Regions from separate parts of the Homo sapiens genome. Here region 2 is linked to region 1. A link is a contact called in ENCODE Hi-C or POLR2A ChIA-PET data. All regions are on one chromosome and are shown on one strand. Each heading gives the region's core, a stretch centred on a gene start or an enhancer-like site at or near the end of the contact. The rest is flanking DNA. Distances are from core to core; before and after follow the strand shown. Region 1 overlaps GLI2 (GLI family zinc finger 2). Region 2 overlaps GLI2 (GLI family zinc finger 2).

Region 1 (6,166 bases), core at 1,506-4,005:
CTTCCCTGTGGTGAGCTGCCCTGGAGACCCAACCCAAGGCCTCACGCCCTGGCTGCCTTCCCTCACGTTGTCCATGTCACCTGGCCTCCTGGAAGGAGGATGTGGCTCCTGGAACTCCCTCCTTCCAGAAGCCAGAGCCCCTAAAGGTCAAGTTCACTGTAGGCAGCCACATGGGTCCAGAGACCAGACGTAAACTCACAGCCAAGTTCAACTCCTGAAGTGGTGTGAATTGTTTGATCTGCAAGTTATAGCCACTGCACCCTGGACCTGGATAGTGTATTCTGGAATCAACCTACAGGGCCTTAGTTGTCCCCTATGACATTCCATCCCAAAAGACCTGGACCATTCGTTGCCAGCTATCTTTGGTTGCTGGGCTGACATTCAGAGCCCCAACTCCCTTTGCTATTCCAAAAGTTCATGATGCCGCCAGCTCCACCTGCCCTCCTTCCCACATGCCCCTCTCCCACCTGTCTTGCCCTCTACTGTCCCCACGACTGTTCTCCCCCACTGTCTTCTCCCACTGTTCTCCCCACTGTTCTCCCGGCGACCGTGCCACTCCGCACTGTTCTCCCCCGCACTGTCCTCCCCCACCTGCCCTCTCCCCACTGTCCTCCCGACTATCCTCCCCCCACCTGCCGTCCCCACACTGTCCTCCCCCAAACTGCCCTCCTTGCACTGTCCTCCCCCACCTGTCCTCCCCCCCGCCACCCCAGCTATCCTCCCACTACCTGCCCTCCCCTACCTGTCCTCCCCACCACTGTCTTTCCCCCACTGTCCTCCTCCCACCTGCCCTCCCTTGACCTGCCCTCTCCCCACTGTCTTCCCCACGACTGTCCTCCCCCAACCTGTCCACCTTCCACAGTCCTCCCACTCCTGCCCTCCCCTACCTGTCCTCCCCTCACCTGTCCTCCCCCCACCTGCCCTCTCCCCACTGTCCTCCCTGCCACTGTCCTTCTCCACCCATCCTCCTCCCCACCTGTCCTCTGACATTCAAGCAGGACCCTGGGGAAGGGGGCCAGGCCTTTCACAAGGAGATACTGCCCAGCCTCAGTGCTTCTAGGCATGGTGTAGGGAACTTCAGGGATGTGTTGACTATGACAGGGTATTTGGAGTAGGATTCAGAAGCCCTGAACTTGAGTTGCCTTTCTTGAAAGCGTCACATTGAAGATCTTGGAACCTCTGTGTGCCTGAAAGGGTGTCAGGTGCTTTAGATAAATTTGCTTAGTTAATTCCACCGACCATCTTATAAGGTTAGTGACTTGCCCCCATTTTACAGATTCAGAAATGGAGGTGCACAAGGTTATGTTATCATGGTAACAGGGGGTGCTGCCTTCGAAGGATGGCAAATAAGAAAGACAAATTTCACATTTTGCTCCCTGGTGGGGGCAGGGGGGGATATTTGCATTTCCATCCATGTAGCTAGGTAGATGCTATGCTGGGACTTGTGTTCAATGGCTGAAAACAATTATTCAACACCCCAGATTAAGCTCATTTTCACCTCACATACCAACATTTTAATTTTCAAAAGCAGTTCAAATCACAATTCTGCTAGAGAAAGACATACTTTAGCCAGGAGGTACACATTTATAATCTCTCTCATACGCAGATACCTCAATTGTCCTAACCTAGCCCATAGCTGCTTTTTTCTGGTTTTCTTGCTGTCTGGGGTGTTTCAGGACCTGGACAGAAAAACCACAGGCTCAGCCTCTTGGTGGGGCAAAGCAGAGCTATGTTTGTTTGTGAATGACCACAGATGTGACCTGGTTTCCCCTCCTGCGGGCAGAGCCGGGGCTGGAACAGGTGGTGGAGTTGGAAAGAGAGCCCTTGTCTGCGAGGCGGGGAAGGAGGAAGGAGGATGGCGGGGTGATGGGGACTTCAGGCAATGGGATTAAACCTCAGAGGCTGGACTTCGGTGGGGAAGATGGATGAATTTAATCAGCCCTCTTGCCTTAAACCTGAATGAAAAGTAATGAAGTTTGCCCAATTCTCTAATTAAAATTCCCAACTAGCAAAACTCCAATGGCTGTGCAGTGGAAATTCATGTAAAACAGAGAGAAAACAAAGCATCTGGACGACGGGCTCTAAGCTGGCGACCACTCAGCACTACCTGTTTGCAGAGACAAACCTTTCGCTTTTCCATCCCTCACACTCCAGGGTCCTTTAAGACAACTTTCTTTCCCCAGTAACAGCCCCCTACAGGATGAAGGTTGGGAAGTCAGACACAGCCCAGTTTAACACTGTGCACAGAGAGGGAATAAAGCAGCTTGAAGCGGCACCTCTGGCCACACCGATTTATTCCTACCCTCGTCTCTAGCATGATGTGCAGAAATATGAAAATATACACACTTCCCTATATGAGCATTTTAACCAGCACTTAAAATCCTAAATGCTGAAATATGGCTGGCCGTGGAGGCTCAGCTAGAGGCTGGAGAAAATGACTGGCTGGCTTCTCTGGCTCAAGAGCCCGCCTCCCGCGGCAGACGGGCTCTCATAGGTTACAAGCTCCTCATTAGAACAGGCGCGTGCAGAGTTTAACACACTCAATTGGAATCTACTGCTTTTCGTCCACAAACTCCTAAGTAGTAATTATGGGTTACTGCAGGGTGACAGCCCAGCCGTTAAGTGACTCCAGCCTGAGATTCATCCAGGCATCCAGCCCGTGGTGGGGCCGCAGCCAGAGGCAGGCAGGTGGCCACGTGTCACCTGAGAGTGCTGTCCAGCCCGCCGTGGCCTGGCTGGGGTGCCATCCGACCACTGTGGACACCATCCTCCTCCTAACTGCTCATGCTGCCTCCCCACGCACGGGTGAGGAACTACTGCACTGATCTCAGGTTATCTCCTGCCTGGCTAGGAGGTCTCTCTATGTTCACTCTGGGGCTCCCTCCAATCCACCAGAATGAGGATTCTAACACAAAAACCTGATCAAAACCCAAGCTCTGAAGCTGGGCACACAGCCCCTCCAGACCTGGCTGCAACTGACTCTCCAGCCCTTCCCAACACTCAGCTGCAGCCACTAAGTGCCTCCACTAGTACCAAGCCCTTTTTCATCTCACCCATTGTCCTGGGAACAAGTCTGGGCTGCACAGTGTCTGGCGAAAGGCCTCATGCTGGGCCCCAGGAAAGCACATAAGCCATAGAAAGTGAAGTCCCTGCCCCTCCTGGGGAAGGAAACTGATCCGCAACCGAGATCCATGAGCTAATGCCAGGCCCAGGCAGCCAGCAGCCAGCGCCATTCCAAACCCCACGGGGCAATGCCGGAGGAGACACACACTATCCTCTCCATGCTCGCAGACTGAGCTTCTGAGGATGCTGAGATAACAGAATTGGGCAAGAAGGGGTGAGCTGGAGGACTGCAGCCAGAAGAAAGATTTTTTTTTTTTTTTAAGATGGAGTCTCGCTCTGTCACCCAGGCTGGAGTGCAGTGGTGTGATCTCGGTTCACTGCAACCTCTGCCTCCTGGGTTCAAGCGATTCTCCTGACTTCCTGAGTAGCTGGGATTACAGGCACGCACCACCACGCCCGGCTAATTTTTTGTATTTTTAGTAGAGACGGGGTTTCACTGTGTTAGCCAGGATGGTCTCGATCTCCTGACCTGTGATCCGCCTGCCTTGGCCTCCCAAAGTGCTGAGATTACAGGCGTGAGCCACCGTGCCTGGCCGAAAGATTTTTAAAACCAGAAAAATGAGACCAAGTGTGTTTTTTCTTTTTGTGACAGGATATGAGTTTAAAAAAATAACTTTTATACTGTGTATGTAATTCTGTATCCTTTTTTTCCTTTTAATATTGTACTATGTCATTAAGATTCTTCATAAATATTTCAGTGGATTCATACTGTCTCAGTCCATAGCTAGACACTAATTTATTTAAACTTTCCCCTTTATTCAGCCAAGTCTTTAAACACCATAAAGTGACTTTACTGCAACCATGATTCTGCTTAGGCAGCTCTTCCTGGACCTAATTTTTTGTATAAAGAGATGGGCTTCCTCAGTTAGAGCCATTATTGGCAAGAAGAAATAACTAATACATTTGACGGTGGTATCGTAAGGAGAAAAGATTGTCTTGACTTCCTTGCTCTGCCCCTGGGAGGGAGGATACACATAATGAATATCTGTGGCTGAAGGAAGAACAAATAGGTAAGTGAGGGAGTCAGTGAATCACAGAATATTCCCCCAGGTCTATTTTTCTGAAGTTCACAATTCTTCAGTTTCTCATCAGGGACCCAGGCTCAGTCAACACTTTAATGTATCCATATTGATCTCAACAGTTTTTCCTAGATGTTAATATAAAAGAATGTTCGAGAAAATAAATCTTTTAATAGCAAATTCCAGTATCAAAACTAAGGCAATTGGTACAACCACTTTGGACAGCTGGCAGTATTTATCAGAGCTGACCACATGTGCCCCCTATAACCCAGCAGTTCCATTCCTAGGTATATACCTGGGAAAAATGCACATAGACATTCATCGAGACCGTACAAGGATGTTCATAAGCAGCACAGAATAGCCCCAAATTGGAAACAACCCAAATGCCCATCAACATCAGAAAACGTTGGTATATTGTGCTATATCCACAATAACAGGAAAAAATATTATTCAACAATAAGAAGAGCAAACCACGACTACAGGTAATAACACGAATGAATCCCCTAAACATAAGAAAGCAACCAGATAGAAAAGTGCACACACTGCATAATTCCATTGACATAAAGAACAAAAGCAAGCAAAACCAAGCTATGCTCTCAGAAGTCAGAAGTATGGTTGTCCCAAAATGGGGGAGTGGTGGCTAGTGACTGGGAGTGGGCACAGGGGGGCTTCGGCTCATGGTCATGGTCTGTCTCTTGATCTGGGTGCTGGTTACGTGGATGTGTTCAAACGACAAAAATTCACCACGCCCTCCACTTAAGATGCATGCACTTTACGGTTATGTATGTTGTATTTGCATATTTTTTTTGAAGGATGCGTGGCCATTTTGAAGCCACATCAAAATAGTTTAAAACTTTCTCAAATATCTACACACAAGGCCCTGGAGAAACAAATAAGTGACCCAGGGTCTGTGCATTGGGTCCACAGTCTGATCTCAGGGAGTTCAGACTGATGTGGTGTGATAGGCAAGCTGGGAAGAGCTCCAGGGACAGTGCTCAGGGGCAGGCTCTGACCTGCTGGAGGAGGAGGGGAGGCCAGGCAAGCCACCCCAAGGTCATGCTGAGGAGCTGGGCCAAGCCCCATGCAAATGCATCACCGGCTGACCCAAGGCCGAGGCCCCGCTCCTCCCAGGCCTTCTCAGGCCTCTTGTCTTCCAACTTACTGCTGCCTACTGAGTGAGCAGTGGACCAGCCCAGGTTCCATGGGGCCTGAAGCTTACACAGTTGGGGGCACGTCTTAAGTAAAAGAATATTAAACAAGGAACCTACAGTTAAGCACAGGGACACGGAAAGGGCCGTGCAAACAGGGCCCAAATCCTAAACATCATTCTGCAAGTGCATCTGCCTTTTCAGAATGAGCCTCCACCTGCCTCGGACCCCACGTGCCTGACCCTGACATGGGCGGCCTCAGCAGAGCCAGCAGAACCTTGCTCCTCCCTGCCGACCCACTGGGAGCTGGCACACAAAGCCCCAGTGGAGCCAGGCCTTCCTCAGAGGGCATGTGACTCACCTGTGTCCCTCCTCCAACCCTGCCAGCTGCAAACCCCTGCAAGAAAAGTCCCCCTCCTCCACCTTCTGCCATCCCCTACTTGTCTGATTTCTCCGGTGAGTATTTTAAACTGTATTAAGTGATTTTTAAATCTTCCTCCTGGTGAGATTTGATCTCATTTATCTTCGCTGCTGGGAGAATATCAGTGAGCTTCCGGGGGAAGTGTGGCTGCTGGAGCAGCTGAGCGGAGAGACCCACTGCCACCATTTTGGATGTTTAAGAAATTCAGCTCCTGATTCCACTTTGCATTTATTTATTTGTTTGTTTGTTTATTTTTTTGAGACGGAGTCTCGCTCTGTCGCCCAGGCTGGAGTGCAGTGGCGCTATCTCGGCTCACTGCAAGCTCCGTGGCCTGGGTTCACGCCACTCTCCCGCCTCAGCCTCCCGAGTAGCTGGGACTACAGGCACCCGCCACCACGCCCGGCTAAGTTTTTTGTATTTTTAGTAGAGACGGGGTTTCACCGCGTTAGCCAGGA
Region 2 (6,166 bases), core at 2,004-4,503, 36 kb before region 1:
TACTGGAGAGGCTGAGGCAGGAGAATAACTTGAACCTGGGAGCTGGAGGTTGCAGTGAGCTGAGATTGCGCCAATGCACTCCAGCCTGGGAGACAGAGAGAGGCTCCATATCCAAAAAAAAAAAAAAAAAAAGAATATTTATGGTGTCCATAGAGTAGAAACCCCTAATAAGTCATAATGCCCTTCCCCATCTCTGAGCAGATGTGACAAGGGTCCCGGTGCTATGGTAATGAAGAGAACTTTTCCTCCATTCCCAGTATAAGGGACATTGAGATGTATCAGATAGAAACTCATATAAGGCATCCACCGATGCTCCCTCCTTCAGCCATCCAGGTCTGATCTAGGGATACGATGTAGTTCAGACACATCACCCCACTCATATGGCCTTGACATACACAGGGTTTGGGCTCCACCCAGCCCAGCTCTGCAGCTGTCTCTGGAATCCACGGCGGAGCTGCTCACCACCCAGGGCAGAGTTCTCCATGCACAGATGTGTACTCTGTGCAAACTCACTGCTTGACAGAGTGAGGATGCAGGAACTGATGAAAGCCATGGCTTTGCAGGAAAGATCTTCTATAAATTAATCCCTGCTGGCCACTCACCCCTATTCCCAGATGACCAATCCCCAGGAGGCTTAGGCTGGCTACTACAAGCTCTGGTGGTTCCCACCATTCTTTCCCTAGTGTCTGTGTCCATGCTGCCCGCAGAAAATAAGCAGGGGAGGGAACTTGCAAGGTGGTCTGGGAGTTCAGGTGAACACTATTGTGAATTCCGTTTAAAAGGAGGGCTCCCACTCTCCTTGTCTGCATCAGCCACATATCCCATGGCTGCAGCAATAACTCCCCTCTTGGGAAAGTCAGCAGCAGGAGAAGCCCAAGGCAGAAGGGATGTGACCAGGTCCCAGCCTATGACATCTCATGAAGGCTCCTCCTGTGTGCTGCAAGGCAGCAGCAGTGCAGAGGATGGGGTCTCCTCTACAATTCAATTATTTTACACCAAACCCAGTACTACTTCCCTCCAGGAAAGGGGGCGCATGGATGGCCTGGACAAAGCTGCAAGGAGGGCAAGGCTGGGCAGGGTACTGCATCTTCAGGCTGCTTCTGGGCTCTGCCAGGAAGCACAGGCTCAGGAGAACAGAGTGGGGCCTGAATGCACACATGTGCCATCTCGGGGCCCTGGGCCAGGTCTGAGTTGTCAAACAAGAACAGATGCACCACTGGCTACATGGTCGTCAATGACTCCCCAGTCTCAACAGAGAGAAAGAAAGTGAGAGTGATTGCTACTTTCCATTCCACGCTTAATGTACAATTTGATCAGTTAAACCACTTAATCCTATATGAAACAGGAATGTGAAGACACCTTATGAAATGAAAAATGTTAACCTCATGGGTAAGGATGGCGATCAGCACCGTCATTCTGGTGATGAACCCCAGAAGGCCAGCGCCCTCCCAACACCAATGATGCTGGATGTCAGCTTGCTGTTTGCATGGCTAAGGTCGCTTCTGGCCATTTATTCTGGGCTTGTCACAAATCCCATGGAGCAAGACTCTGCTCTCTCCTATTCCTGTGGAGATCCCAGGCCCAATCCCCAGGGAAGTTGTACCTAAAGGCTTCCCAGAAGATACCAGAAACGACGACACCAGCTTCAAAGAAGAGGCTGGATGCTCCCTCCTTCAACCATCCAGGTCTGATCTAGGGATACGATGTAGTTCAGACACATTGTCCCACTAATATGGCCTTGACATACACAGGCTTTGGGCCCCATCAAGCCTGGCTCCACAGCTGTCTCTGGAATCCACGGCGGAGCTGCTCACCACCCAGGGCAGAGTTCTCCATCCACAGTTGGAAGTCACAACCACACACCCTGCTGCAGGTCAAGGCTTCCCCTACTCGCTCAATGTAAGAGGACGCTGCTCATGGGCTCTGGAGGCCACAGAGAACAAGAGGCATAATTCCTGCCCACAGGGAGTGCCCCGGGGCGCTGCTGTGTAAGCCACTGCCACAGCTGGAGAGCCTGACCCTGCGGGATTCAGCGAGGCCCACGCAGCACAAACTGCCCAAGTGGCCTCAAAGTCAGGAAAAGATTTCCATGAGGTCTGGAGCAGCCAGGAAGGCTCATTGGAAGAGGCCAGACCTGGCAGAGCCAGAAGGAAGGGGGAGGATGGCAGGCTCTTCAGGCTCAGGGCAGTGCGGACAGTGAGCCCAGGATGCCCAATTGTGCCCTGGCACTGAACCGAGTGAAGTGTAAGCCCCGGTGCAAAGCATGTGGCCTCTCCTATACATACAGGATGAGGAACATCTCTTGCTGGCGTCCTCGAGAGGAACACATGATGTAATACACATAGTAAGAGGTACATGATGAAGCACCCACTAAGCCCTGATATCGGGGTTTCTCAGGCTGTTGCTGGGCCCTGTTGCCAGAGCTCCTGCCTCAGTGAGCCTGGGCATGTCTAACAGGTTCCCAGTGATGCAGATGCTGCTGCTCCAGGGACCACCCCGGGAGGGAGACTCACAGGCCCTTTGGCATTTCCACACTTGCTGTGGCTCCATAGTTCCCAGTTGCACAGTAAGGAAGGGGAAATCATTTATCATGTCCATGCGCCTACTAGGCATTGTACTAACTGGAGAAACTCAACACAGAAGATCAGAGAGGCGGGAGTGGGGGAGACATTTGAATCCTGGTGACCATTTACCAGTGCTTCTGAGCAGCAGCTGCAAGGGGTCTGGGTGCCACTGGGAATGCAGGTTTGGAAGGCATCCAGGGGTCTGTGCTTTTCGATGGTACATGAATGAAAGTGCACACCAGGGCTGGGAGAGGCTGCCAGGGACTTTCTCCCCTTGCTAGGGAGCCTTGGTCTGTTCTGAGATCCTGACACTTTCAAAGGCCAGCCCTTCAGCCACGTGAGCCCAGGTGACCAGGTGTTCGTTCGCAAATGAGGACGAAGTCACTGGCCTAAGCATCAGAGGTAGGAAGCACCAAAAGAGCACGAATCATGGAAAACCTCCTTCCCCAGGGCCTTATGCAAATGGCACCATGATTTTCAATAATAAGCCACAGGACAGGAGAATTCCAGAGGCCCTCCTGATGCCCAGCCACCACCCCACAGGAAGCATTTAATAAGAATAATATCCTGAATGGCCACTCCACAACGTGCAACTAAAAAGTGCTTCTGTCTCACTTGGGGGAAAAACGTGGGGGGAGGAATTAAAATCAGACAGGAAATTCCAACACCACGAGCTGGCTGGTGTCCGGCTGGCTGAGGCCCAGGCCACTCACGCAATCAGGCCTGCCCTGCAGACACAGCCTAGCAGGACCCGTGGCCTCTGCTGGGTCCGCCCACGCACACTGCCCACCCCAGGCTGAGGTGTTACTTGACAAATTAGCTGCCGAAAGAGAGAGTGTGCTGGGCTGGGGCCAGCACAGCCACTCCACACCAGGCACAGAGTTCTGAGACTGGTCTCCTGGTGAGGGCAGGTAGGGATGCAGAGGGACCTGCACATTCCAGGGTGAGGAGTGTGCTCCAGCCAACGCCACGGGAGAGGCCAGCCCCGTGCCATTTGGGTCTGGCCGCTCGGGAGCCAGGCAGTCATGGGATCTGTTCCCTGCAACAGTGGCCTTGAAGTGACAGGAGACAGGCCACAAGAGGCGGCATAGTGTCCTGTTGGACAGAGCTGAGGCTGCCGCCAGTGCCACAGCCAAGTCTGGCTTGATTGCTGACTCACCGAACCTTCCTGTGCCTCGGTGTCCTTATCTGTAAAATGAGGATAGGGACAGGACCCATGTCAGAGGGAGACTGTGAAGTGGAGAAGAGCTAGTGCAGGGCCAGGCACGCAGTAGGGCCCCGAAGGGTGCCGGTGTGGCCATCCCTACAGACCCCTCTGCTGGGCTCCTGCCCCTTTAGCAAGGGGTGGGAGACTGGGGTGAGCTCCAGAGGGACACCTGGGAGATCCCCGCCATCACAAGGAATGGGAGGGGCTGCCTGTCTGTCTGGGTAGACATGTAGAGTCCCACATTAGAGAATTTTAGGGCTGGAAGAAACAATAGGGCTGGTCAAGCTTGCTTAAGGTTGAAAACTCTGTCTTGGTCACAGAAGGTTTCTAAAAAAGTAGTGTGCAGCCTCCCCACTGCAAAATGCAATAGATTTGAAGCCCAGAGGACCATGGCTCCCAGGGACCCTGGCACCTTGCAGAATCCAATGCAGAAAGCAGGAATCCAGCCCAGGAGCTGGAGGAGACGGTGCCCAGGCCCTAGTGCTCCTTCCACCTGTCACAGGCCAGGGCTAGGCCAGGTGGCCTGGGATGGATTCAGGCTTTCCCCTAAAATCTTGCTGCCCCTTGACATACTCATTTGACAGTATACACTGGCGACCCCGTCAGCTGGCAGGGACCTTGTCGGCTAGCTATTGCAATGCTGACTGGTCCCCGGCAAGAAGCCCACTTGTCGCAGGTGATTCTCCCTTTCAGGAGGATGACCATGCCATTCCTCTGTCTGGTCCCCACGGGTCGTGAAGGTGTCACTTGCCATTCTGTGTACTTAACTAGCATCCAGCCCCTTCCCTGCAGAGCCCAACAAGAGGTTTCTTGATCTGGCTTATAGGTCCTGCCTTGCGTCCTGCCGAGAGCATCAAGTCCCAGCTTTGCACTCTGCCATAGCTCTTGAGACGACAGTAAGGCCACCACATTTGGTCTCCACCAGGCCCTGGTGATGGTTTCCCAGGCTGAGCCAAGGCACCTCTTTATTCCAGGCTGCATTCTGAGGCAGGGCCTGCCACAGACAATCAATGACCTTTAAAACCGGGCAGCGGAATCAGCCACCTGGACAAGCAAACGAGCACTGGGGCTGGACTTACTGTCTTTCTGCAATCAACAGGGGAATGACAAAATGCTCTCCATTCTTTCATCCAAGCAGGTCCCGTAAGGGCCACTTTCTGGGAGCCTCTTGTCAGTCCCAATAATTATGTTACTCAAAGGGATCCTTTACAATTCTCTCTACCTTGGACTAGAATCTTCCCTAGGTGTCCACTCATCCAATGCAGCCCTGGCCAACAGAAATACAATGTGGGCCACATATGTTATTGTAAATTTTCTAGGAGCCACATTTAAAAAAAACTAAAAAGAAACAGGTGATTATTTTAATAACACAATTTAATTGAACCAGTACGTCAAAAATACTATCACTTCAACATGGAACCAGTAAAAAAATTGTTAATGAGATGTGTTACATGCTTTTATTCCTACTACGTCTTCAAAACCTGGTACCTATCTTGCACTCACAGCACATCTCAATTAGGATAGCCACATTGCAAGCACTCAGCCACACACAGCTCGCGGCTACCCTACTGAACAGCTCAGGCCTAACTCGTTATCATTATTGACTTTCCACTGCTTCAGAATTCTAGTCTAGCTTAGTAAAAGTCCCATCAATACACAAAATATGGTGATGAGAATTCTCCCCAAACCTCAGTCCTTCCTCACCTTTGAATCTTAGCTTCCTACAGACTTCTATTTGGTCGCTTACATTTACTGATGAAAACACAGTTATTTTTCTTCCCTCCTTTCCTCCCTCCCTTCCATTCATTTAACTCACAAACGTTCCCAGAATCGTAGGAGGGTTACTTGCGATTCTGTGGGTGAGGCCGGTGCCCCGCCCAAGGGATTAAGTCAGCCTGTGCCTCTCTCCCCACCCTTCCACACCCTTGACCTCTCCGCGCAGAGCTGGTCGACAGCACCTCCCTTGTTCTGCCCTGGATTGCTGCCCGCTGCGTTCTTGATAAGCTTGGAGTGTTCCCAGACACGGGAGTGGGTGTGTGGACTCCCGAGATCTTCGACAAATAAGAGGGTCCGCAGAAAGCAAAGCCCATGCCGGGGTCATGAGGGGCAGTGCGGCAGGACCGTGGAGAAACACCGGGCAAGCCGTGTTACACTTTCGGACGCCTGGCTCCCTGCCCGTGTGATTCTGGACCCAGTTAACTGAATGATGGTTGGAGCACATGCCATTCCCACCACCCTCCCCACTCTCCCCACCAACGACCACTGTGGCGCATGGAAACAGTATTTCTCTTTGCTGGGATACGGTGTCCACCAGCAGGACTGGAGGCCAGTCCATGAATCCGTGGGAAGAGCCTGCTCCCCTATTTTGTTGGTTCAGAAACTGAGACACAGAATA

The links. Hi-C counts contacts between places; a loop is a spot of excess contacts on that map. ChIA-PET counts read pairs that join two places held with the same protein, here RNA polymerase II (POLR2A). Pooled maps may share reads with other maps.
Region 2: a map of gastrocnemius medialis shows a loop between it and region 1 (3-fold over the local background). The contact joins two enhancer-like sites. A Hi-C loop is called at or near these places in 9 of 168 maps with a recorded cell type or tissue (PC-9, aorta, ascending aorta and 5 more) and 8 of 50 pooled maps. POLR2A ChIA-PET finds 5 or more read pairs at or near these places in 3 of 52 experiments (A549, AG04450 and BJ).

Annotation. Positions count from the first base shown.
Region 1 is chr2:120,876,145-120,882,310 of GRCh38, reverse strand. The region is part of intron 2 of GLI2 (GLI family zinc finger 2); the gene reads right to left. Among named protein-coding and RNA genes, the nearest start is that of GLI2, 140 kb to the right of the region's middle. Within about 2 kb of position 2,755, at least 2 of the 41 ENCODE cell types and tissues checked have a DNase peak (open chromatin) inside an H3K27ac peak, as active enhancers do.
Region 2 is chr2:120,912,405-120,918,570 of GRCh38, reverse strand. All of the region lies in intron 2 of GLI2 (GLI family zinc finger 2), which reads right to left. Among named protein-coding and RNA genes, the nearest start is that of GLI2, 180 kb to the right of the region's middle. RefSeq lists enhancers at 2,481-3,254, 3,255-4,028. Within about 2 kb of position 3,253, at least 16 of the 41 ENCODE cell types and tissues checked have a DNase peak (open chromatin) inside an H3K27ac peak, as active enhancers do.